Regions from separate parts of the Mus musculus genome. Here region 2 is linked to region 1. Evidence: chromatin loops called from intact Hi-C (ENCODE). Cell type or tissue: left cerebral cortex. All regions are shown on one strand. Links, peaks and the distances in the headings refer to the core of each region. The heading gives the core; the rest is flanking DNA.

The links. Hi-C counts contacts between places; a loop is a spot of excess contacts. Peaks named below come from ENCODE experiments on the same cell type or tissue, not always from the same donor. Only the 100,000 strongest peaks of a DNase experiment are listed, where the experiment ranks them.
Region 2: it touches region 1 in a loop (1.9-fold over the local background); 12 of 42 quality-filtered maps call a loop at or near these places.

Annotation. Positions count from the first base shown.
Region 1 is chr2:30,164,149-30,176,131 of GRCm38, reverse strand. It overlaps Endog (endonuclease G), which reads right to left and starts at 4,608. Exons shown (of 3, transcript NM_007931.1): 1 at 4,066-4,608; 2 at 3,181-3,290; 3 at 2,063-2,441. The coding sequence starts at 4,557. The coding sequence ends at 2,159. Spout1 (SPOUT domain containing methyltransferase 1) reads left to right here. Exons shown (of 12, transcript NM_172660.4): 8 at 141-213; 9 at 320-418; 10 at 843-945; 11 at 1,063-1,210; 12 at 1,947-2,685. The coding sequence ends at 2,039. It overlaps Gm31080 (a long non-coding RNA gene), which reads right to left. Exons shown (of 4, transcript XR_866091.1): 2 at 11,521-11,728; 3 at 11,017-11,082; 4 at 5,797-5,835. In left cerebral cortex, for the core only: CTCF peaks have their summits at 5,093, 5,298 (motif pointing left) and 9,235 (motif pointing left); DNase peaks (open chromatin) are centred at 2,452, 4,314 and 4,645; H3K4me3 peaks cover 1,638 bases; H3K27ac peaks cover 1,377 bases.
Region 2 is chr2:30,115,072-30,127,054 of GRCm38, reverse strand. Zer1 (zyg-11 related, cell cycle regulator) reads left to right here and starts at 2,444. Exons shown (of 16, transcript NM_001290503.1): 1 at 2,444-2,779. In left cerebral cortex, for the core only: CTCF peaks have their summits at 7,093 and 7,305; DNase peaks (open chromatin) are centred at 3,711, 4,076, 6,516, 7,247 and 1 more place; H3K4me3 peaks cover 1,931 bases; H3K27ac peaks cover 5,349 bases.

The DNA of each region.
Region 1 (11,983 bases), core at 1,612-9,611:
TAACATCAGGTGGTTTCAGGGAATCTGGTGCCCTCTTGTGGCCTCCATGGACCCTGGACGGGGCAGGCTGACCTGGGTTATCTGACAACGTGTCCCCTTCACGGTGTGGCACTCACTCACTCCCTCTAGCTTCTCTTCAGGAGGTGAAGATTGACAAGAAACTGGACCCTGGACTTCGGGTGACCGTGCGACTGAACCAGCAGCAGCTCCCAGGTAGGGGGAGCTTCCTGGGCCCTTAGAGCTGCCTGGCTCAGAGCCTCTTCCAAGCCGCCTCTACCTACCAGTTTCCTTGGTCTTCATAGCCTGTTTTGTTTCCCAGAATGCAAGACATACAAAGGAACAGTTGTGTCATCACAGGACCCCCGCACCAAAGCTGGTCTCTACTGGGGCTACACTGTCCGGCTGGCCTCTTGCCTCAGTAAGAGCTGAATTCCCTTCCCTGAATGTCCATCTGTCCCACTTGTGAGACCCACAAGTCAGATCAGGGTCTCTGTCCTACCCAACTGTGTGTATGTTTAGGAGGTGCCTCCTCTAGCCTCTGGTCACATCTCTGGTACCCTAGTCTCCCTGAACATCTCTGTGAATGCTAAGAAATCTGAGAACAGGATGTGCTTGGCCCCCATCCTGTTGCAGTCTCAGCACTAGGGAGGCCAGCACAGGAATCTCACTGTCTGTCTGAGACCAGCTTAGATATGTCAGAGCGAGACCTTGCAGTCTCAAGACAAGTATCATGGCTGCTGAATGTTGTCTGGGGCTTGGGAGCTCCTTCTGCCTACCACAGCCAAGGTCAACTTCCCAAGAGCAGTAGGTGTCTTCTTTACCTGAGCCTGCCCCACTCCCAGGCGCTGTGTTTGCTGAGGCTCCCTTCCAGGATGGGTACGACCTGACCATTGGGACATCAGAACGTGGCTCCGACGTGGCCTCTGCCCAGCTGCCCAGCTTCAGGTGTGTGCTGTCTAGAATAGGAACTGGGCCCTGCTCTACAGAGGGTTAGGGACTTAAAGCTCTGGAGCCTGCATCCAGTGGAGCCTTGAAGTCAGTGTCCCCCTCTCTGGGTCCCAGGCATGCCCTTGTGGTGTTTGGAGGCCTCCAAGGGCTAGAAGCTGCAGTGGATGCTGACCCGAACCTTGAAGTGGCTGACCCCAGTGTCCTCTTCGACTTCTATGTCAACACATGCCTTAGCCAGGGCAGCCGTACCATCCGCACCGAGGTGAGCCGCAGCCCGAGTTCTTGCAGCCCACCTTGCGTGCCTTTTCTAAAATTTACTTATGAATGTTTTGTCTGCGTGTGCTTGTGCACATGAGGAGAGGGCATCGGATCCCATGAGACTACAGGTGTCAATAGTTATGAACTGTTATGTGGATTCTGAGAATTGAACTCAAGACTTCCCGGAGAGCAGCCAGTACTCCTAACCCATCTCTCCAGCCCCAGCCTAAAGAGCTTTTCTGAAGCTGGGATCTTTACCACAGCCAACTAGTAGCAGGGACTGAACACAAGAGCAATTAAGAGTTGCAGTCCTGGCCCTGTGCCCTGTGGTAGCCCTGTGTTCTTAGGTTGAGGGACCCAGGTGATCTGTCTGTCTGTCCCTCTGCAGGGCTTCTTGCTTCCGCTTCCTTGGTTGTATCCTAGGTCCCTCTGGGTGTTGGGGGAAAGTGTGCCACAAGCTCTGAGCATCCACAGGATCTATGCACCCATCCTGGAGACTAGCATGGGATTCAGTGCCTGTGGATATTATGGGGGAGGCTCTGTTGCTGTCAGCCTCAGGGGCAGTGACTATGCAGACGGGCAGCCCCAGTCTCCCTGTCTCTGAAGTCTTGCCCATATCACTAATTACTGTTCCACCAGTATCCCTCCTGACCCTGAGGTAGGTCTCACATGGGGCCTGAAAACAAGCAGCTGGGAAGGCTGCCTGGCTTCCTGGTCCCAACCAACTTCTTTTCTTCCAGGAGGCCATACTCATCTCGCTGGCTGCTCTGCAGCCTGGTCTCACCCAGGTGGGATCGAGGCCCGCCTCCCCGCTTTCTGGACCCAGGATGTAGAGGAAGCAGCAGGACAGGAGGATCATGGGAGTAGAGATGGTCAAGTCTTCTCTCCAAAAATAACTGCCTTTAATGTGAGTCAGCCCATCTCCCCAGGGGCTCCAGTGAGTCCTCCACCATCACTTGCTGCCAGCAGTGATAGCCTTGAGGTTTCCAGCTCGAGCCAGAATATTGGGCACGAAGAGCAATCCCGAGGCCCGCTCGATGCTCTCGATGGGCACCAGGAACCGCTCCAGAGGGATGGTCTCATCCACGGGGGCATTGGGCATCACGTAGGAACGTAGCTCGATCTGCCCACCGGCTGCCTCCAGGATCAGCACCTTGAAGAAGTGTGTGGGCACTGCCACGTGGTTCTTCCCAATAACCTGGTACTTCACATAGGACTTCCCATCAGCCTCGGTCCTGTGGATAGACCCGGGCGCATGGCCAAGAGGCCTGGTTACATACAAGGTCACCTCTTCCAGGAAGCCTTCCTAACTTCCAACAAGCAAGAAGTTTGTGCTGGGCCTGGTGCCTCCTTGGGTCTGGGAACTATGTAAGGTGGGGACCAATGCTTAACCTCTGCTTTTCTGCCCAATACTGCTTCAGACAGAATGGGAGGCAATAAACGCAGCTAGAGGAATGAGCTCTCTAGACCCTGATGCTCACCTATGCTCACGTGACTGTAACCTGTCCCGTAGGCAGTACACCTAACAAGCACGAGTGGGAGGCCATGCTGGGGAACCCCAGCCCCAGCCTGGTGCTCGGGTGGCGTCACACCGCGCCACGCCAGATGGCCTGTAGTGGATGCCTGTAGCTTCTGGTTTCCGCAGCAGCCGCTGCCTCCTGCAGCCCGTGCTGCAGCCCGTGCTGCTGCTGCTGCTGCTGCTGCTGCTGCTGCTTTCTGTGCCCTCCCGAGGAGCTCAGCTCATTTGTCTGCCAGGAATCCTTAGCACGTCAGAGGCAAGGGTGACAGCCTCCCGTGCAGCCACGGGTTACAGGTGGTAAGGCAGGTCAGACGTGGGGAGCAAAGGCAGGTGTGGGGCCAGGCACCTGAGGGCACAGCAGAGTTCTAGGCCACCCAAAGGTCTCTGGCTACAGTGACACAGAAAGCCCAAGGTTGGAGAACAGGAGTCGGAGGCCCCGTCAGCTACAGGCTTACCTGGGCAGGAAAAGCGGCCCCGTGCAGACATAGACATTTTGGTAAGTTCGCGTCAAGCTGCGGCTGTACCTCTCAAGGTTGTTCCAGGCATTCTGGTTGAGGTGTGGCACCTGGTGGGAGAAGCGAGGCTCAGGAGCACACCTCGGACCTTCCATTAGGCATGCCCCAGCTCTTAATGTCAATGCCCAAACATTTGAAGGACAAGGGCTCAAAGAAGGGCTCCCTCCTTACGGCTCTGTGACTACAGTTTTTGAGCCAGTGCTAGCCACACTCCATTCCTGGCACTCCAATGCTCTAAGCTTTCCCCATCTCAAGGGAAGGAGGAAGGAGGGGACATTAGTCATTCAGAGACCCCCAAGGTCTCTTGGAACTCCCAAACCTTAGGTCAAGCTCTAAAGGCACGGGGACTGGACAGTGCTGGTGTGCACCTTTAATCCCAGCACTCAGGAGGCAGAGGCAGGCAGATCTCTTGAGTTCCTGGGCAGCCTGGAAAATCGAGCAACAAAAGGTGTGGGGTGGGATATGGTCTCCTGTCCATCTCCATCCACTGGGTGGATGTCCCAGGAACCTACTTCACAATCAAGACCCTGCTGGGAGCAGGTGCAGTGCTAACAGTGTGCCCTGGAGGCCTGACTGGCCCTAGGCCAGCAGGGTAGACTGAGGAGTCAAGCTCCCGGGTTCCCTGAGGAAGCACACTGGGTGGCTTGCTGACAGGCATTGCTGCAGCCCGTCACTACTTGGTGCACTGCTTCCCACGGGAGGCTGAAGAAGGATAAACCCCGGATTCTGCAGTGCCACTGTAAGATTCCTCCCTCCCGCCACGGTGCACGTGTAAAGTAAGATCTAGACGCTGCAGTCGGGCGGGCGACCAGGGTCCGAGACTACCTGAGGCGCTACGTTGCTCAGGTAGAAGGTGTCGTCCATGGCCCGCTGACTCCAGCGGTGGTTGGCGGCGGCGGCCAAATGGCCGCGGTCAAAGCCACTGCCGCGGTAGTCCGCATTGGTGGCGCGGTGGTACGCGTGCACAGAGTCATCCTCGCGGAAGTCGCAGGCGCTACGGTCCCCGTCGCCACGGAGCCGCTCTGGCCTCAGCTGCTCCAACACCCAGAGCGCACCGCGCGTGCGCGGGTCGTAGCTAAGCACGTAGGACTCGCGGCTCCGGAGCTGCGCCACGCCGGGCAGCCCGTACTTGGCCAGTTCCCCGGTGCCGCCCGCCGGTCCCCCCGGCAGCGCGGGAAGATCGGCCGCGACCACCGGCAACAATGGCACTCGGCCCAGCAGCCCCGGCGCTTTGCCCTCCCGCCGCCGCCAATGCTCTGCCGCGGCGCCCAGCCCCGCGCCCAGCGCTAGGGTCAGGCCGGCCCGCAGCGCGCGCATGCCTACCGGAGGACAAGGACGCTACTGATGTTAGCACAGAGTGAAGGAGCCTGTGCTGGCGTGGCCCCCGACGCCCTTCAGCTGCCCTTTTAAGACGTAGCTGGGTCCTGGTGCCGCCCTACTCGCTTGCCATTGGTCGTTCCACGTCGGGCTCCGCCTCGCCATGTACACCTCACATGGCCCTGCTTTTAAACAGGACAGAACCCCAGATCTGTCAGACCCCTCAGGTGCACCCACCCTCCTGCCACCAAACGAGCGAAGGATTTCTCTAGATTGATTAACAGAAGAATGCAGGTGTAGCTATTGATAGCCGCCTGGAACCTAAGCTTGCTATATAAGGTTAGAGAAAATAGCTATGCTAGGGTCATACTTTTCAACCCACTTAAAGGGTTTGGCCTGGGAAGTATGTTGTGTTGGCCAATGTTTCCTGTCCGTAGGTCAGGGGCTGGCTAAAGATATTTCCTACATTTCAGATGGAATAGTATTTAACTTATGAATATTTTAAGACATCAACTTCCTTACAACCTATTAAGACGGAGGAAGACCGATACATAAAAACTGAAGAAAATAGGGCTGAGAGTGTACAGTCAGAGCCACACTCATTAGCATGGGACAAAACCAATTATACATTAAAAGATAATTGGGGGATGGCTGGGGGGATGGCTGAGGGGTTAAGAGCTCTTCCAGAGGTCCTGAGTTCAGTTCCTAGCAACCACGTGATGGTTCACAACCATCTGTAATGGGATCAGATGCCCTCTTCTGGTGTGTCTGAAGACAGTGTATTCATATCCATAGAATAATTCTTTTTGTAAAAGGATTTATTTATATATTACATATACAATGTTCTGCCTGCACGATACCTGCAGTCCAGAAAAGGGCACCAGACTTCATTATGGATGGTTATGAGCCACCATGTGGTTGCTGGGAATTGAACTCAGGACCTCTGGAAGAATAGCCAGTGCTCTTAACATCTGAACCATCTCTCTAGCCTGAATAATAATTTTTTTTCTTTTAAGATACATTGGGAAATAGGGCATCTGCAGGTGTTGATGGGTAAGAAGGCAATGGAGGGAAATCATACAAATACCGTGTACATGTGTGAACATGTTATGATGAAACTTGGGCTTGTTTGCTTGGTTGGATTTTTTTAGACAGGGTTTCTCTGTGTAGTCCTGGCTGGCCTGGAACTCACTCTGTAGACCAGGCTGGCCTCGAACTCAGAGATCCGCCTCCCTCTGCCTCCTAAGTGCTGGAATTTAAGGTGTATGTCACCACAGACTGTTGAAAAAATGAAAAAAAAAAGACAAAGTTGTAGACTGGAGACATGGTGCAGCAGTTCAGAGCACATGTTGGTCTAGCAATGGACCCAGGTTCAGTTCCCAGCACCTATATGGTGGCTCACAACCATCTGTAACACCAAAGGATTTGTAGGCAAACACCTATATAGACAACATAATTTTGTTTTGTTTTGTTTTTTAAAGATTTATTTATTTATTATATGTAAGTACATTGTAGCTGTCTTCAGACACTCCAGAAGAGGGAGTCAGATCTTGTTACAGATGGTTGTGAGCCACCATGTGGTTGCTGGGATTTGAACTCTGGACCTTCGGAAGAGCAGTCGGGTGCTCTTACCCACCTGAGCCATCTCACCAGCCCCATAATTTTGTTTTTTAAAGAGCATATTCAACTCTTGCAGAGAACCCAAGTTAAGTGACAGGCAGCTCACAATGTCCTATAGCTTCAGTTCTCGGGACCCATTATATTCTGAACTGTGCAGCCTCTGCAGTTCTAAGGTGAAGGATTCAGCTCAAGTGACCAGAATTTTGCTTGCTTTCTTTTCTTTTCTTTTCTTTTTTTTTCTTTTAAAAAGATTTATTTGTTTTATATATGTGAGTACACTGTCTTCAGACACACTGAAAAAGGGCATCAGATTCCATTACAGATGGTTGTGAGCCACCATGTGGTTGCTGGGAATTTAACTCAAGGCCTCTGGAAGAGAAGTCAGTGCTCTTAACCTCTGAGCCATCTCTAAAGCCTACAACTTTGGTTTCTCTAAAAACACTGTTATAGCCGGGCGGTGGCGGCACATGCCTTTAATCCCAGCACTCGGGAGGCAGAGACAGGCAGATTCCTGAGTTCCAGGCCAGCCTGGTCTACAAAGTGAGTTCCAGGACAGCCAGGGCTATACAGAGAAACCCTGTCTCAAAACAACAACAACAGCAAAAACAAAAAACAAAACAAAAAAACCAACCAACCAAAAAAAAAAAAAACAAAAAAACCACAGTTATATTTCGTGAACATGATTTTGTTTTAATCCCAAGTGTGGGATATGGGGCTGCTTCAGACTGTGCACAGCCGATAACTATGATTGTCTCATGCTCTAGGAGGGACAGCATTTTTGGCAGCTGCAGATAGTTTATGTTTGTAATTCTGGGGACTCTTGAAAGGGAATAAAGCTGAGAACCCTGAGAGGGCCTGTGATGGCTGTGGGCCCTGCTGCCACTGGTCCCTGCTGCTGCATTTGCTATTGGTCCATTGTTGCTATTGCTGTTTTGCTGGATTGCTGGTTGGAGATATCCTGAGGATGGATGTCAGATTCGCCTCATGGGCCGGGTGTGGTGGCTCACGCCTTTAATCCCAGCAATTAGGAGACAGAGGCAGACGGATTTCTGAGTTTGAGGCCAGCCTGGTCTACAAAGTGAGTTCCAGGACAGCCAGGGCTACACAGAGAAACCCTGTCTCAAAAAACTGAAAACAAACAAACAAACAGATCTGCCCCCATGGAACCCAATGCCCCTAATCAGCAGGAAGTAGTCTAAAGAGGCCTATGCCCACGGCAGTGCTTGGTCTGGTGCTGCTATGTATTCAGATGTCAAACACTGGACCTGAAGATCTGGTTGTAGTCTAGACAAGCGCAGGATCACAGCCACCAGACGATGTGTATGAACTTCGCTCACCTATCTTCTCTGACTGGTTAAATAAAAGTGGTGACAGCCAATCACTGGGGAGAATAGGTAGGCAGGGTTTTAGTTACCGGGCTGGACAAAAAAGATGGGGAGCAGAAGATATTCATTATATGTGATGGATCACGAACAGGTAGCTGAGGGGAATGTACACTGAGGACAGCCTTACCTCATCTGAGCGAGTGCTAAGCCAGCCACACCTCACACCATGGGCACAGGGCTCGACTCATGTCACTTTTCCAAAGGAGGGGAAGCCATCACATGCCACAAATAAGAGACAGAGGACAGGGGCTGGTTAGGTGGCTCAGTGGTTAAGAGCACTGACTGTTCTTCCAGAAGTCCTGAGTTCAATTCCCAGCAACCACATGGTGGCTCACAACCATCTGTAATGGGATCCGATGCCTTCTTCTAGTGTGTTTGAAGACAGCAAGGATGTGCTTGGGAGGCCAAATTGTTTAAGTTCAGACTGCATTTTAGAGAACCTGATCTAAGTTTGAACTCAGATAAACAGGCTGGTACCTAGCACTAGTTTCCAAGTTGCCACTCCCCTGCCCCCAACAAAACCCAAGCCTAGCTCCAGTCTCTAGACTAATCCCCAACAAGACCAGTGTCTCCAGGTTATTCCCCCAACAAACAACAAAGGTAACCCCCAGGTTACAAGCCCACCCCCTGCCTAACGACCACTGATGCAGTTGATGACAGGAATATAAATTTAGGATATGACTCCAGCACCAGCCATTTATGTTAAAAGTCACGGTAGCTTTCCAATTAGATGCTTGCACGCTTAACCCTCCCCTGCTCCCCACTTGCTGCTTATTATAAAGCCTTGACCTGATAGATATTCAGGGTTCACCACCACCACCAAAACCCTCTTGCATGAAAGTGGTGCACTGGATAGGGGTCGGGGGACTTCAAATAGAATGAAGACCCTGCTGTGAGATGCATCAGATCAGCTCCTGTCTTGTTTTGTTTTGTTTTGTTTTGTTTTGTTTTGTTTTGAGACAGGGTTTCTCTGTGTAGCCCTGGCTGTCCTGGAACTCACTCTGTAGACCAGGCTGGCCTCGAACTCAGAAATTCACCTGCCTCTGTCTCCCAAGTGCTGGGATTAAAGGCATGAGCCACCACGCCCGGCACCTGTCTTGTTTTTGTTAATCACATTCCCTGGCACTACATTTTGATGTGTTGGCTGAAAAGTTCCCCATGATACACAGGACTAGCAATCTGGAGGGGCAAAACCAGTCTAGGTATTTTTGTTTTTTATGTTTGTAATACCATGTTAAAGTTCCTGCTTTTTGCCTGTCTGAGAGCTGAATTTGTCTGAGCTTTCTGTGAAATCTGCCAAACAGAACAGAACAGAACAAGCTTGTGTAAAGGTAAATGTGAAACTCTTCCAGTCATGCTGAGATGATTTATTTGTGTGGAAACTGGTGGCTTGTGTTGCCATGGCAATTCTTCTAGGTTTGAGCCCTGCTAAGGAATCTGAGTGTCAGAAGCTTCCTATGAGGTCTGAGCAAGTGAGTACTTGCAAAGTGGCTCAAAAGCTTGTGATTTGTGTGGCGGCTAATTTGTCTAAATGTTAGAAGTTTTCTGTGAGATCTACAGAGTGGAATGAAAACTTGTGTAAAGATAAATGACTTATACTGCCATGGTAAGTTTTACAGGTCTCAGTAAACATCTGTGCAGTACTATGAGTTGTCATGTGTGAGAGCGCCACCTTCTGGTTGGCACTTGTTACTGCAAACTGTATTTTTCTGGTTTTGGTTGGTTTTGGTTCTGGTTGTGCCTTTCTCTGTTTGCTGACTCCAAATGGTGGCACATCTTTCTGAGAACAAGGCCTTAAATTTGTTTCCGTGGCCAGTTTGTGTTTACGACAGATGTGTCTGGAAGCAGTGACTGTGGTGGAGCCAGGAGACCTCCCAAGCCTCAATTTGGGTAGGCATGGGCTCCTCACCCATCTGGGAACAAGGCCTTGATTTTATACCTGTGGATGACTGCAGTTAAAGATAGATGTATTGCAGGGCAGTGGTGATGCACACCTTTAATTCCAGCACTTGGGAGGCAGAGGCAGGCAGATTTCTGAGTTTGAGGCCAGCCTGCTCTACAAAGTGAGTTCCAGGACAGCCAGGGCTATACAGAGAAACCCTGTCTCGAAAAACAAAAACAACAACAACAAAAACAAACAAACAAAACAAAACAAAAGATAGATGTATCTGGGAACTGTGGCTAAGGTGGGTCCAGGAGACATCCTGAGTCTCAGTCTGGGGTGGGCATGGACTCCAGGACACCCACCAATCTGGTTCTTTTCTGGTGTGTGTGTACCACTTTCTGGTTGTTTCTCCTTTTTTTCTCATTTGTTGTGTTTTGTGTGTTGTATTTGTGTTTCTCATTACAAGATGACATTGAAGAAGTGACTTTGACTAGAGGACTGTGATGAATTAAGTGACTTGAACTTTGATGGATGTATTAACATGAGACAGGCTACATCTACCACATTCTGCAGGTTCCCTTCACCACAGAAGAGGCAGAAAGCTTGTTCTTGGACCCATAGGGGAGCCCATCAGTAACCAAGCAGCAACTGATGCTTGCTTTCCCCTAACTCTCCCAGATTGGGATTTTAACACAATTAAAGTTAAGACCATCTTGGTCTACCATCAGACTCTTCTGTCAGGTCTCAAAGTGCTTGCAAGATGGTCCACAAATTAGGCAGAGAGAAAATGAAAGCCCTGCAGCTTTTGAAGACATTTCAACAGTACACCCCCATGGACCCTGCATCACCAGAAGCAAAAGCAACAGTCACTCTAGCTTTTTTTTTTTTTTTTTTTTTTAATCAGGCAGCACCAGATATTAAGAAAAAGCTCCAGCGGGGCAGTGGTGGTGCACACCTTTAGTCCCAGCAGTTGGGAGGCAGAGGCAGGCTGATTTCTGAGTTTGAGGCCAGCCTGGTCTACAGAGTGAGTTCCAGGACAGGCAGGGCTACACAAAGAAACCCTGTCTGGGGGGGGGGGGGGAGAAAGAAGAAAGAGCTCCAGAGGGTTGAGAGGTTAGGAGAAAGGAGTCAGAGAAACTTAGTCATAGTGACAGAGAGTATTTTTAAAAAAGAGAGAGACTGCAGAGGAAAAGCAGATGAGAGGAGAGAAGCAACAGATTCGAGAATGGGCAAAGATCCTGTTGGCAGCCATGGACAAACTAGAAGACCATAGGAGATGCCTAAAACAGACAACTTCAGAAGAAGGAGTTAAGGGAGGCCCTGAGGTCAAAAGTGCCCCATCCCCAACCCCAGGGTAACCCTAAGAGTAAAAGGGAAACCCAACAGTTTTCCTGTTGTTGTTGATTTTTAATAAAGTTCAATATTCTGTCTTGCTAAAACATGAAGATCAAGTCTCTTCATCAGTTTATAAATGGCTTTCCAGTGGCAACAGAAACAAAACAAAGACTCAGGACATCTTAGAGGCCCTAAAAATATTGGGCTATTGAGCCTTGACAAAGAAGGCCTTACTCTACTGTTGTGTCCGGCCTGCAGCTCACATGTTTGGGTTCAAGTCTGGAAAGGCATCTTAGAAACCTGGAAGAGAAGAAGGGGACTAGGCAGCGCGAGATAAAGACGGAACCAAGACAAGGCTCTGCTCAAGGTTCAATTTTACTATTCCGACACTCCGTTATGAAGGAGGGGGAGGGGCCGATTCCTGCCAAATAATCTTGGAGTAAGGTTGCAGGTGAACACGTGATGGCTTCGGAACAGCAAAGCGGCAGGCTCCAGCAGTGGGCGAGGCAGAATGATTGAGCGGCAAGCTCCACCCCTGAGCAAGCAGGTTTCAGGCTGGAGAGGGGAGGCTACACTCTACCAATTACAGGTGACCTCCCTAGACCCAGGGGATGCATACCCAGACTCGGGGCCCTGACATCAGCCAATAGCCAATCTGATACCACTTGCCAGAAGCTGCCCTCCCACCCCCGTTTGTGCAGCCTTCTGGTTAAAGATGATGCCAGAATGACTCCTTACCATCCTCTCTTCTCGAATGCCCCCAGGATAACGTTTCAGCTGCCCTGCTGCCTGACCCTGAGCTTGATTGATGGGCTTCTGCATGACTGCTCAGATGGATGCAGAGGTAACATGGTTCACCAATGGCAACTGCCTCATTCAGGATGGACAGAGATATGCTGGGGCAGTGATGGTCTCAGACACCAAGATCATATGGGCAGAACCACTCCTGGCAGGAATGTCAGAACAGAAAGCTGAACTGGCAGCTTTGACCAAGGCAATAGAGTTGAGAAAAGACAAGAGACACAGATGGTTGGTGCCTTTGCTACTGCTCACATCTAGGGTAATTTTTATATAGAGAGAGGCCCTCTGAAGGCAGAAGGAAGAACTAAACTCCATCCCAAAGAGCAACAAGACAGCCCAGTGGGTAATCCTAGAAAATTGGGCCCCTCATTTCCTTGACTGCACTAGATCCAGGAGATCC
Region 2 (11,983 bases), core at 2,577-10,576, 50 kb after region 1:
ACCTTCACTGAGAAAATGCCTGCATAAAAATTTAGATGTGGGCTGGAGAGATTCCTCAGTGGGTAAGAGCACTGACTGCTCTTCCGAAGGCCCTGAGTTCAAATCCCAACAACTACATGGTGGGTCACAACCATCCATAATGAAATCTGATGCCCTCTTCTAGGGTGTCTGAAGAATGACACCTATATGAAGTGTACTTACATATAATAAATAAATAAATCTTTAAAAAATACTTAGATGTATCAGCCCACTTGTTGTACACACCTTCAATCCCAGTGCATGGGAGGCAGAGGCAGGTGATCTCTGAGTTTAACCCCAGCCTGGCCTATAGTGTGAGACAGAGTTACACAGAGAAATCCTGCCTCAAACAAACAAAGATGAGCAAACAAGTGACCTCCATGACCTCTGCATGGACTCCAGCCTCCAGGCTTCTGCCATCTGAGTTCCTGCTCTGACCTCCTTCAAAGACTATGATGGACAAGTGTGTGCCCAATAAACTTTTTCCTCCACAACTTGCTTTTGGTCATGGTGTTTCCTCACAGCAATAGTGACCCTAAACTAAGACAGTCGTGCATGTAGAATTGTTTCAATACATTGCTGAGTTAGGATTGCCATACACAGGGTGTTATGTGACAATTTTTTCCTAGAAAGTTAACAACATGCATGTCTACTCACCCCGGATAGGGAATTCCGGACAGACCAAATATACCACCACAGTCCAGTTTGGTGAGCTAGTGAGTTTTATTGGTATTACTTACAGGAACAGAAATGACTCAAAGACAGTGGCATGACCAAGGCACATCTCTGCGAAGATGACAGTTCAGAAAAGCTGGAAACCTATAGCACAGAGCATAGTCTGCAGAGAGCTAAACAGACTGGGAAATGTACTTTCCACCTGACTGTGGTCTAAATCTCTCATAGGCAGCTCAGCTTGTTTCCTCTTCTTACATGTAGCTGGTCTGGTCTCAGTATCTTCTTTGCAGCTCAGCTTGACTAAGAACTCTCAACTTTTTATTCTTTTCTCTGGCAGGGAGGGTCTTAGTGAATCTGGTTAGTTTCAGGGACTTCCTGAACCTATTTTGAGTTATTTACCTTCCTACTTAAGGTATCTACTTTCTCTTTTCTTTTATTTTTTCTCCTTTTCTTGTTTTGTTTTTTGTTTTAGAGACATGGTTATTTTGTGTAGTTTTGGCTGTCATGGAACTAGCTTAAACTAACGGAATCTGCCTATCTCTGCTTCCTGAGTGCTAAGATTAAGGTGTATGTATAGTATTTTGTGTGTGTGTGTGCGCGCGCTCAATGATAGAATTCCTGTCTGCCACAGGACCTGGGTTTGAGCCTCCACATCCCCTCCCTTCTTTCTCTCTAACCTCACTCCAGGGCATTCCTTAAGCAAAAAGTGTTGTTAGTTTACCAGATGTGGAGGGCAGTAAGAAAAATGTTTAAGCCTACTGCCTGATTGTTTGAGCTTAGAATGACAGAGATGCAAAGAGCCCACACTGATTTCAACTGTGAACGTTCTGGACAGGAGACCAGAAGGAAACAATTTACTGAGGGACTGGGTAAGGAGAGAAGGTAGATGAAAAGTCTGGATGCCCTGATTGTGAGACTGCAGAAGGAACGAAGGGATTTGTGTTCGGAGGCTATGGTAGAAATCAAGAGAAGAAATGGTGATGGGGCCAGTGAGATGGCCCAGCATGTAAGGGTGCTTGGTACAAGCATGGTGAGGACTGAATTTGATCCCTGAAACCAACGTGGCTGGTGTAGAGAACCCTCTCCAGCCAACAGTGCTCTGATCTCCTGCACATGTGCATATGCATGCACACATATAAATAAATGGGAAAAAAATCTTAAAATGAAAAGGAAGTATAGACCAGAGAGCTTGTTCGGTTCCTACGTTTGTGGGGCTTACAACTACCTGTAACTTCAGCTTCATGGGCTCCGGGGCTATTGTCCTCAGCAGGCAGCTGCCGTCACGTGCATAAGCACATATACACTTATGTACATAATTAAAATAATATTTTTGAAAGATAAAATGATGGACAGTAGGGCACTATTGGAGGAAGAGAGAAACAACTGTTAAGAGATCCTTGGTGACTAGAAGAAAACGCAGTGGCCAAGAACAGCCTCACTCCTGCTATCTGACAGCTCCTGGGTGAATGGCCCTTTTCGTGAAGGAAAGAAGGAGGAGCACATTTTGAGGGGCAATGTGGTGGCTGCTTAGAGACCGCCCAAAAGACGTCGGGTTGGGCACCGGGTGAGTCAGCACTAACTAGGTAAGATGGAGTCAATCCTGTCCTGAACCTGCTCCTGCGAGTTAGCCCCTCGCTAGAAGGAACCCTGGAAGCTAACGTGGAGACTGGGGCCTCAGCTTGGGCAGGAGCAGCCCAGAGAACCCGGAACCTTCAGCCGCCTCCGCCCACGTTCGCGGCGGGACAAGACGAGAGAACCCCTCCTCTGCTGCTAAGGGGCGGCCCGGAAGTGACGCTTTGTTGACAGCACACCCGCAGCCACAGGCTCTCCAAGCCTTCGGAACAGGATCGGGGGGAGGGGCTGGGCCCGGAGCCAAGCAGCCGGCGGCCCGAGGGCAAGGGAACGGCCTCCGTCCGGGGCTCCGGTCGCAGCATTCCCGCCCTGCCCCGCCCCGCCCCGCCGACCCGGACCCGGACCGGATCCGACCTCCTGCGGCGCTTTGGCCGCCGATTCCCCCGGGCCGCAGCCTCCGCTTGTAAGCCTGCGAAGCATCCTGTCTCCCCGTTGAGGGCCGCCCCCTCCTAGGGTACGTCCTAAATGCCGAGCCAAGAGACGTACCTGCATCCTTTTCTTCACCCTGTCTCAGGGTCTAAGCATTGTCGCTGCGACTCCTTGCAGAGGTCCACCACAGGCTAGTGGTGGGATGGCGCTCGTCGCCTGCCACCCAGGTCTGAGGATTTTGCCTTGAAAATTGAGCTCTCTCTAGAATGAGAACGACGCTCGCCCTTGCAAAATGGGGGCTCAACGTAGGGCTTAGGAGGCCAGCCTCTGCCCCTCCTACCTGTTGGATGAGTTTAGGTCTTCTCCCAACCCCCGAAGCCGTGCTACTTAAAAGCTTAGGGATGGCTTGGCTCCTGGATCAGCTCCCAAAATGCGATGCCAAGGTACAAGATAGTGCAACAGGGTCGGAAAAGAGCGGGTGGGCTTGCTGAAGATCAATGGCTCCCATAGGTGAGGTGAAACTAAAACTGACCGCTCTGGCTAGCTCTGGGTAGATTTAGCTGCTCTTTAACCAGTCAAAGCTTCCCCGGGTTTGCTTGTGCCTTGTGTGTATGACAGAGACGGGAGGGGGAGCAGAGGGTTGGGGGTAGTGGTGCCTAATGCCTGGGAAAAGCTAACTCAATGATGTTTCTGACAGAATGGTTCTCTACAGGCTTCAAGTTAGAGTGACCGGTGGAGATAGCATTGAAAGGGGGGTCACAGAAGCTATGCTTTGACCAAGAGGTTCTTGTTAGGTATGAAGGGTCGATGTGCTTTGCCTTATTCAGTAAATAAACGTACAACATGTTTGATAGTAATAGGTGTCACGAAGCAGAGACTGGGACCTCTGTATAGAATGGTCAGGGAAGGTCTCTAATGAGGTTTCTGTCTGAGCAGAGATGAGTGAGGTAGAAAGTCATTACAGCTTTCTGGGGGCTCAGCATTCAGCAGCAGGCGCAAAGATCCTGTGGTGGCAAGAGAACCCGCTTGGGTCTGAATGAAGGAGGCAGAGTGGGTGGCAAGGAAATCAAGTGAGAAGAAATAACCGCAGGGAACATATTAGGGACTGGCTTGTGATGCAGGGTTGATTTGTAATTTTTGAAATGTTGGAGAAGAATCAATTGTCTGAGGTGACAAATGACCAATGTACTTCAGCCCTGTGTTTTAAGTGCCCTCTTGCTGTCTGTACTGAACATCCATGGCAGAAATTAAAAGAGATTTCTGCGGGAAAGTCATGTCACATTACTGTTTCCTCGTAGTTAGAATGTGAGCAGGTGACCTTCTGCCTCGGTCTTTCCATCTGTAGAATAGGACTGCTAAGCTACAGGGTGCATGTGTGGCAGTGTGGTACATGACAGGAGGGATCCACCCACGACACAGTCCTGCAGCCCTTCTTTCTAGCATCAGCTGGAGGCATCACCAGCTCTGTCTGACTCCCCTGGCTCATAGGATTTGTAGGAATACTGGGGGAAGCTAAGTAGAACTTTATGACACCATTCACTGGTAAAAGTAATGGTCTGTTCTTCGGGGTATCTGTGACCTTGGCCTTGATTGTTTGTTGTGTTTGTTTAGACAAGTTCTCACTCTGTAGTGAGACTGGCAACGGCCTGTGGAATCCAGACTGAGCTTGAACTCAGCAGTTCTCCTCAGCATCCCAAAGGCTAGGACTGCAAACAGGAGCCACCAACTCCAGCTGGTGGCCATACATACATACATACATACATACATACATTTATTTATTCATTTATTTATTTAGAGGCAGTTTCATGTAGACAAGGCTGGCTTCAATCTTGCTATGTGGTCTTGAATTCATAGAGCTTGATCTGCAACTGCCTCCTGATACAGTTCCATCAGATTATATGTGTGTACCACCATGCCTGACCCAAAAAGGACTTTTAAAATCAAGCCCTGAATATCCCCATTCTGTAACATAATATAAGCAAAACGATGTCTTCCAGACAGATTGGAAAAGAACTGTGTTGGACCTATCTGTGGCACTGAGTGTGTGATCGAACTTCAGGTAGAGGCTGTGAATTCTGAAGGCCCCTGGCACAGGCTGAAAATCTGCAGCCTTTGAGGAGAACAACTCCAGATCTTCTCAGCCCTTGAACCTGACTACATCATCAGGCCTGTGCTATTGGCTGAGCAGGGCCAGAGGATTTGAAAATGCAAGGCCAAGGGTCAGAGGCTATGGCTGAGTGATAGAACACTTGCCTAGGGTCCATAAACCCCTGGGGCCCACCCCATGCACCACAAAATTAAGTAACATGTAAATGTGTAAAGTCAGTGATTAGAAGACAGGAGCCTCAACGGCAGAGAAAGCTTCTCTGACCAGAACCCCAGACTAGCACTGTGGTGAGCCAGGGCCTAGCACAGTTCTGCTGCCAGCTTATTGTATATAGTTACGTGAATCTGTTGCTCCTTCTGAACCTCGGTTTTCCCTGCTTTACGCAGAGAATGGTGTCCTCCTGCCCCTGCTGACCCTGGAGAGAGCGGTAGGATGAAACCAGACACTGGTCAGAGAAGAGTTTATCCTTCACTCATGCTCGCAGTGGTGAAGAACACTTGCTGTTACCGTTCATGCCACTGGGTTCGTACAGGGGCATCTAGGGCCCACATGCTCAGGGCCCACTTTGCCTCCAGGTGTTCGTTTGTGTTTAACAGTTACTTAGGGAAGTACCACAGCACATTTGTGGAGGCCCGAGGACAATTTATAAGAGTTGTTCTCTTTCCACCATGAGGGGCCCGAGGCTGAATGCAGGCTTTCAGTCTCGGCAGCACTAACCACTGAAGCATCTTACGGTCTTGCCTTTGGTGGGTGTGTTTCGTTAGCCTCACTGCTGCAGTTCTTGATTCCAGGAATGTGAGCTCAGAAACCACTATGGAGTCAGCTCTTTGGGGACCAACATCAAACCTGGTTCATTCACTAGAGCTGGGTTTCTGGCTTCAGAAGTGAGCAAAGTCCTGGGGATATGGCTCAGACTGTAAGCATGCTTGCAAACACGAGGACCCAAGTTCAATCCCCGGCACCCATATACAGAAGCCATCTGCTGACATGCACTGGTAATCCCAGAGATGGAGAGACAAACGGGAGGATCCCAGCTAGCCCAACATGTGCTCTTTAATATACAATGGAGGTCCTGTGACTTGTGCACGGTCCCTACTTTTAGGAAGCTTCTAGCCCTGGTCCATGGTGCCCATAGAATCATTACCAGAAAACCAGATCATCTGTGGTCAGTGCTCAAGGATGCTTGGAGTTGTAAGGAGGTTCTGATGGCAGAGAAGAGAAAATGAGGCTTGCCCAAGTCGCTGTAGGCGGCACCTCCGAGAACAGACCTGGAAAGCTGGAAAGCCCAGGTCTGACCTACTGAGTGGAGAGCGCATATCTATGTACTGTGCAGACTGCTTGGCACACAGCCTCAGATGCCACACCTGCAGGCTGTAGATCGATCCCTGCCTCCTGGGAGGATGAAGGGAGCCAGTGGGTATCCAGGGCTGAGCAGTGTAGGCACTAGGAAGTTTGACTACACAAGCAGAACCCAAGCAGCCTGCCCCAGTGTTCTGTCCTTCCTCAGTGTGTGTGCATTGTTACTTTGTCAGGAGAGATACCAGCAGCATGCTGGGCATGTGCAGTCTTCCCCCATTCTGTGTCTTCCTAGCAGTGACCTGCAGGCATCGACTCTGTAGATGTCTTTCTCTAACCTCACTTGCACCTCTGTCCCCGAGAGTCCCCTGACACTTGTCTGGACTATCGACACAGCAGCGTTCTGTCCCTAATCTCCAGCCTGGGACCTATTCCTTCCTGGAAGACATTCAACCTCTATAAAGAGGGTTCCCAGAGCTCATGGGTTAACATTTCACAGGATGGGCACTGCTCCAAGGTTTGGATCCTCTGGCTCCCCAGAGTCTCTCTTCCTAGGTGTCAAGATGTTGCTGTGGTCCCTTGCTTCCTCCTCTGAACATTGGTTACTCTCTTATTCATTTATCATTTTATTTTTATTTTGTGGTTTTTTTTGAGACAGGGTTTCTTTGTGTAACAGCCCTGGATGCCCTGAAACCCTCTGTAGACCAGGTTGGCCTCAGACTCAGAGGGACCCACCTGCCTCTGCCTCCCAAGCACTCAGACTAAAGGTGTGCATCACCATGCTCAGCTAACTCTCTCTCTAGCTGGTTGACTGGATGAATGAAGCAGTGTGGTTGGTGAGCACTTTAGATGTACAGAGGTGTCATCTCAGGCTCCTTTTGTGGGACTTAGGGTTCTCCGTGTCGTCTTCAGCAAGTGACTAGCCGTCTCTACCTCAGAGTGCCATCGTGAGGTGATACTGGCAACAGCAAACCTTTGTTCCGCCTAAATGCCAGGCACTAGTAGGCACAGAGGATGTGGGGGTGGGTGCAAGCCGCCAGTCTGTCCTCTGGAGCTGGCAGCTGGGGGGAGGGTCATAGACAAATTGTTATGCAAATGAATGGGTCTCTATTGGTACAGAGTACTGGGCTGTGATGTTTGGCTGGTTTAAATAAGAAACTGTAGGAAGTAAATTCTGGAAGGAGCTGGGTATCCCTCAGGAAGCACAGAGGATGGAGGTGGTACAGCACAGCGGGGGTGGCTGCCTGGGCTGCTGTTGTTTTTCTCCATCTTTTCTTCCACTGCCCTTCCCCCAGCATGTCTTAACGAGCCTGTAAGAAAAGAGACATGGGGTTCTTCTCTGGTTGTCTAGCAATTTCAGAGTCCAAACTGTCTCCAGTTGCCAGAATTCCAGATGGCTGGAACCTGCCTTGAGAGTGGAAACCCTTAAAGGCTCCAAGGGGTGGAGTGGTAGGGTGTCGTGAGCCTCTAGGCTTTGGTTCCAATGAGGGCAGCTCCTTCCTCCCCAGCTCACCCAGATCCCCCATAGCCCTGACCCCTTCAAAGCTGTAGGGTCGGCTCCTGGAGGAGGTGAACACAGGTGACACCATTCACCAGTCTGTTCTCTGGAGGCCTTTGGTGACTTGGGCAACTGATATTATGGTGTCCCTTCCATGTGTGCAGCCCAGCTAGCGCAGGGTAGCTACCTGGGGCCAGGGCTCAGCCCTGCAGAAAAGGCAGTTCTTTCCCAGCCAGGCACAAGGTTCTACCTTGGCCCATAGGGATTCAGCAGTATTCTGGGGACAGTGAACTCACGCTCAGCCTCATGAGAATCGCATCCTGCCAGTCCACTGTGACTCCTGCCATGGTGTTTGTTGTTGAAACTTCCCTTTCCCCAAGCCCCGCGCTTAGTATTCAGTACCAACTGTGTTCATTTCCCAGGAGCCATGGATCTGGGCTCTCAGTGCCTGCATCCTCTGTACCCCAAGCTCTCAGCCATTGCATGTGTCTTCCTACCTCGAGCATTCAGAGCTAGCTAGGACTCATCTCTGTGGTCTTAGCTAAAATGTCAAACCTTCCCTGATGCTCCAGCCCAGAGTGACAGGGACCCTTCCTCTGTCCTTCAGAGCACTGTTCGTGAGATGTGACTGTATCTGGGTTCTTTTTAGGTAGCTGATTGTCTCCTTCTAGTGCCAGAATGTTTCATAGAGGCAGGACCTTGTCTGGTTTGCTCATTATAGGACCTGTGTCCTCAGTAGCTCATGGCTAGGTCCATAATTACTACAGGAACAGTCAGCTTGAAGGACTAGCCTGGTCTACAGATTGAGTTCCAAGACAACCAGGGCTACACAGAAAATCTGACTCAGGGGAGCCTCAGCAAGACCCTCCTCATGGGGTAGGGCCTCCCTAGACATTGGGATGGTAGAATGGGCTCTGTAAGAGGACTTAGTTCATGCTTTGTAGAGGCAAGATACTCACTGATTGGAACTGGACAGTCCTAGCAGATGGAGGGGTTACAAGTGTGGGGCCACAGGTGAGCAGGCCTGGGGCTCTTGCCATCCTGTGGAGGGGGTAAACTAGAGAGGGTCCAGGAACTAAGGAAGCTGGAAAGCTGGTCCCCAGCAGGGCTGGCCTCGCTATGCTGCTCCCTCTGATGTCATTAGGCTGAAGGCCAGGCTTAAGGGGTCTGCAAGTGAGGAAGGTCTTAGGGCTGTCCAAGAAGTCCATTTGTGCTATCCCCAGAGAGTGTTACATTTCCACTGGGCCGGGTGAAGCATGGGTTGTGTGGGAGGCCTGGGTCTAGGGAGAACAGACCCTACTTGACATAGAAGTGAGAGCAGTGTGGCTAAACGTGGCTGTGGCAATCCTAATAGCTGCTTTTAAAGAAAAAAAGAAGGCTGGGCGTGGTGGTGCACACCTTTAATCCCAGCACTCAGGAAGCAGAGGCAGGTGGATTTCTGAGTTGGAGGCCAGCCTGCTCTACAAAGTGAGTTCCAGGACAGCCAGAGCTATACAGAGAAACCCTGTCTCGAAAAACAAAACAAAACAAAACAAAAAACAAAAAAGAAAAAGTCAAAATACCAGGGCCTTAGAGCTGGCGCTGCAGTTAGGAGTACTTGTTTGCGACCCAGTACCACATAGTGTCTCACAAACACCCATAACTCCAGTTCCAGGGGTGCCGTGACATCTTTTGCCTTCAAGCACCAGGCAGGCATGTAGTCCATGAACATACATGCAGGCAAAATACTCACACATCTCAAATAACTTAAGTACAGCTAAGAAAAAATAACTGTTTTAAAGTACATACTATTCTTACAGAGACCTGAGTTCAGTTCCCAGCACCTGCATCAGGCAGCTTGCAGTGACCTCAAACCCCAGCTCTTGGGGTTTTGGCATTCTCTTCTGGCCTCCATGTGTGTCTGTTCTGTGAGCATGTATCTCCCCCCTACACACACGAAATGTAAGTTAGTTTTAGGGCATAATGGCCCATGCCTTTAATTCTCCTAGCTCCGTGTATTAATTATACATACACATATATGTATACATATACATATATAGATAGATGTCAGATCACCTGGAACTGGAGTTACAGACAGTTGTGAGCTGCCATGTAGATGCTGGGAATTGAATCTAAGTCCTCTGGAAGAACAGCCAGAGCCCCTCTCCCTTTTTTTTTTCTTTCCGAGACAGGGTTTCTCTGTGTAGCCCTAGCTGTCCTGGAACTCACTCTGTAGACCAGGCTGACCTTGAACTCAGAAATCCACCTGCCTCTGCCTCCAAGTGCTGTAATTAAAGGCGTGCACCACCACTGCCCGGCTCAGCCAGTGCTCTTAACCACTGAGCTGCCTCTCCAGCCCCCATTTTTATTTTATTAATATGGGGTTTTACTAAGTTGCTCAGGTTGGTCCTGAACCAGTCATCCTCCTATCTCAGCGTCCCCAGTGCAGGCAATGTTGTCTCTTGCCTCCTGTCCTGAGTAGCTTAAAGGGCTCAGGAGTGGACATAGAAGCTAAGCCCATACCCCATTTGGAACCTTCCTCTAAGGCTGTGGTTCTCAACCTCCCTAGTGCTGTGACCCTTAAATATAGTTCCTCTTGTGGTAACCCCCAATCTTAAAATAATTTTCATTGCTACTTTATAACTGTAATTTTGCTTCTATGATGAATTATAATATAAATATCTATGCTTTCCAATGGTCTTATAACCTGTGAAGGAATCATTCCACCCTCCCAAAGGGGTCAAGACGCACAGGTTGAGAAGTGCTGTTGTAAGGACGGAGCCAGACACCAGTTTGTACAGTGTAGCCTTGAGTCTCTGAGCTCGCACATCCTTATCTGTCCCACGACCAGAGCTCATGCACTGTGTGCCGTGAGCAGCACTATCCCCTCAACTCCTCCAGCCCTGGAGAAGAGTTATCATCCTCATGTTTTCCAGCTGAGGACACTGTGGTCTGAAGAAGTGACATTGTTTACCAGTAAATTCTGGAATGGAGTCAGAACACAGACCTGTCTGTCTGACCTTAGCACCTGTGCTTTTGGGTAGATGTTGGGAATTCATTCCAAATCTCATGTGGTAAGCATGGGCTGTACTACATCTCAGAACACTTAAACTTGTCTCAAGTTCAGTATCACAAGGGATTGAGTTGAAGACTGGGTTGGGTACCAAAATCCACAGATGCCCAAGGTGTTTATATACATAGTACATAGTACTCACACAGAGCCAAGCTTAGGTTGATCTCTGCAAGATCAGTATGCACTCTAAACTACTGTACCATCTCCAACCTGTAGGAACTGTTTCTTGTTCACCTAAGTGCAATATGAAGATTCAGTTCTGCAGCCATTGTTGACACTATATTAACTTGCTTAGCACTGGAATGCATCCAGATCTCTTCCAAGTATGGATCCCTTTGATTGGTCCCAATGTTTTGGTTTGCTGTTTGAGACTGGTTTTCTCTGTGTAGTCCTGGCTGGCCGGAGCTTTCTGTATAGACCAAGCTGGCCTTGAACTCATAGTTAACCACCTGCCTCTGCCTCCCAAGTTCTAGGACTAAAATGTGCCACCACACCTGGCTGGCAACAACCATTTTTAATCTCTTTATAGAATTCTAGTATTCTCCACTGTGAGACAACTCACAATGGAGACAACCTGTGAGTCCACGGAGAGGAAAGACCCAAAGCCCATCTGCACCCAGAAACTCCCCTCAAGTGTACACACATCCTTGCCAAGGACGCAGGCCTGTCCCAACATAGACCTCCTATGTATTAGCAGAAGGGAGCACGCCTGGAGCAAACACAGTGTCCTCTTGCTTCTGACTCCTTCCTGTTACACTCTATGGGTCATCCAAGTGGTTGACTGTGTTCTCAGTGCTGTGTGGCAGTGAATTTACTGTTTTTATCCCCTGCAAATGTCAGTGGACATTCACGGGTCTCTTCTTCTGGAGGCCGTCACATAGAATATTGCTTTCAATATTTAGTGTGTTTTCAAAGTTTCATTTATTACTAGATATGTGTAAGAATGTAGGTATGTACCTGCCACAGTCCCTGTAAGGAGATCAGAAGGCAACTTCTGGGTGTCTGTTGTCTCTTCCACTGTGTGTTCTGGGGCTTGAAATCAGGTCTGCAGGCTTACATGGCAGACACCTTTACCCCCAAGCCATCTCACTGGCTCTGTTTGCACACTCACACAGCACCTCTGTTGGGTATGGTCCTGTGGGCAGACTTGCTGAACCTTGAAAGCACATTCCCGCTCAGCAGTCAATATTGTTGAGCATCTCCAGTTACTGCTCGAGTCACACTGCCTTACAGTCCCACCAGCATCCGTATCTTCACCAGGGCCTGGTGTCTGCAGTAGAGCTGGCTGGCTGTGGGAAAAGGCATCTCATTGTGGGTTGGTGTACATTTTGCTGAT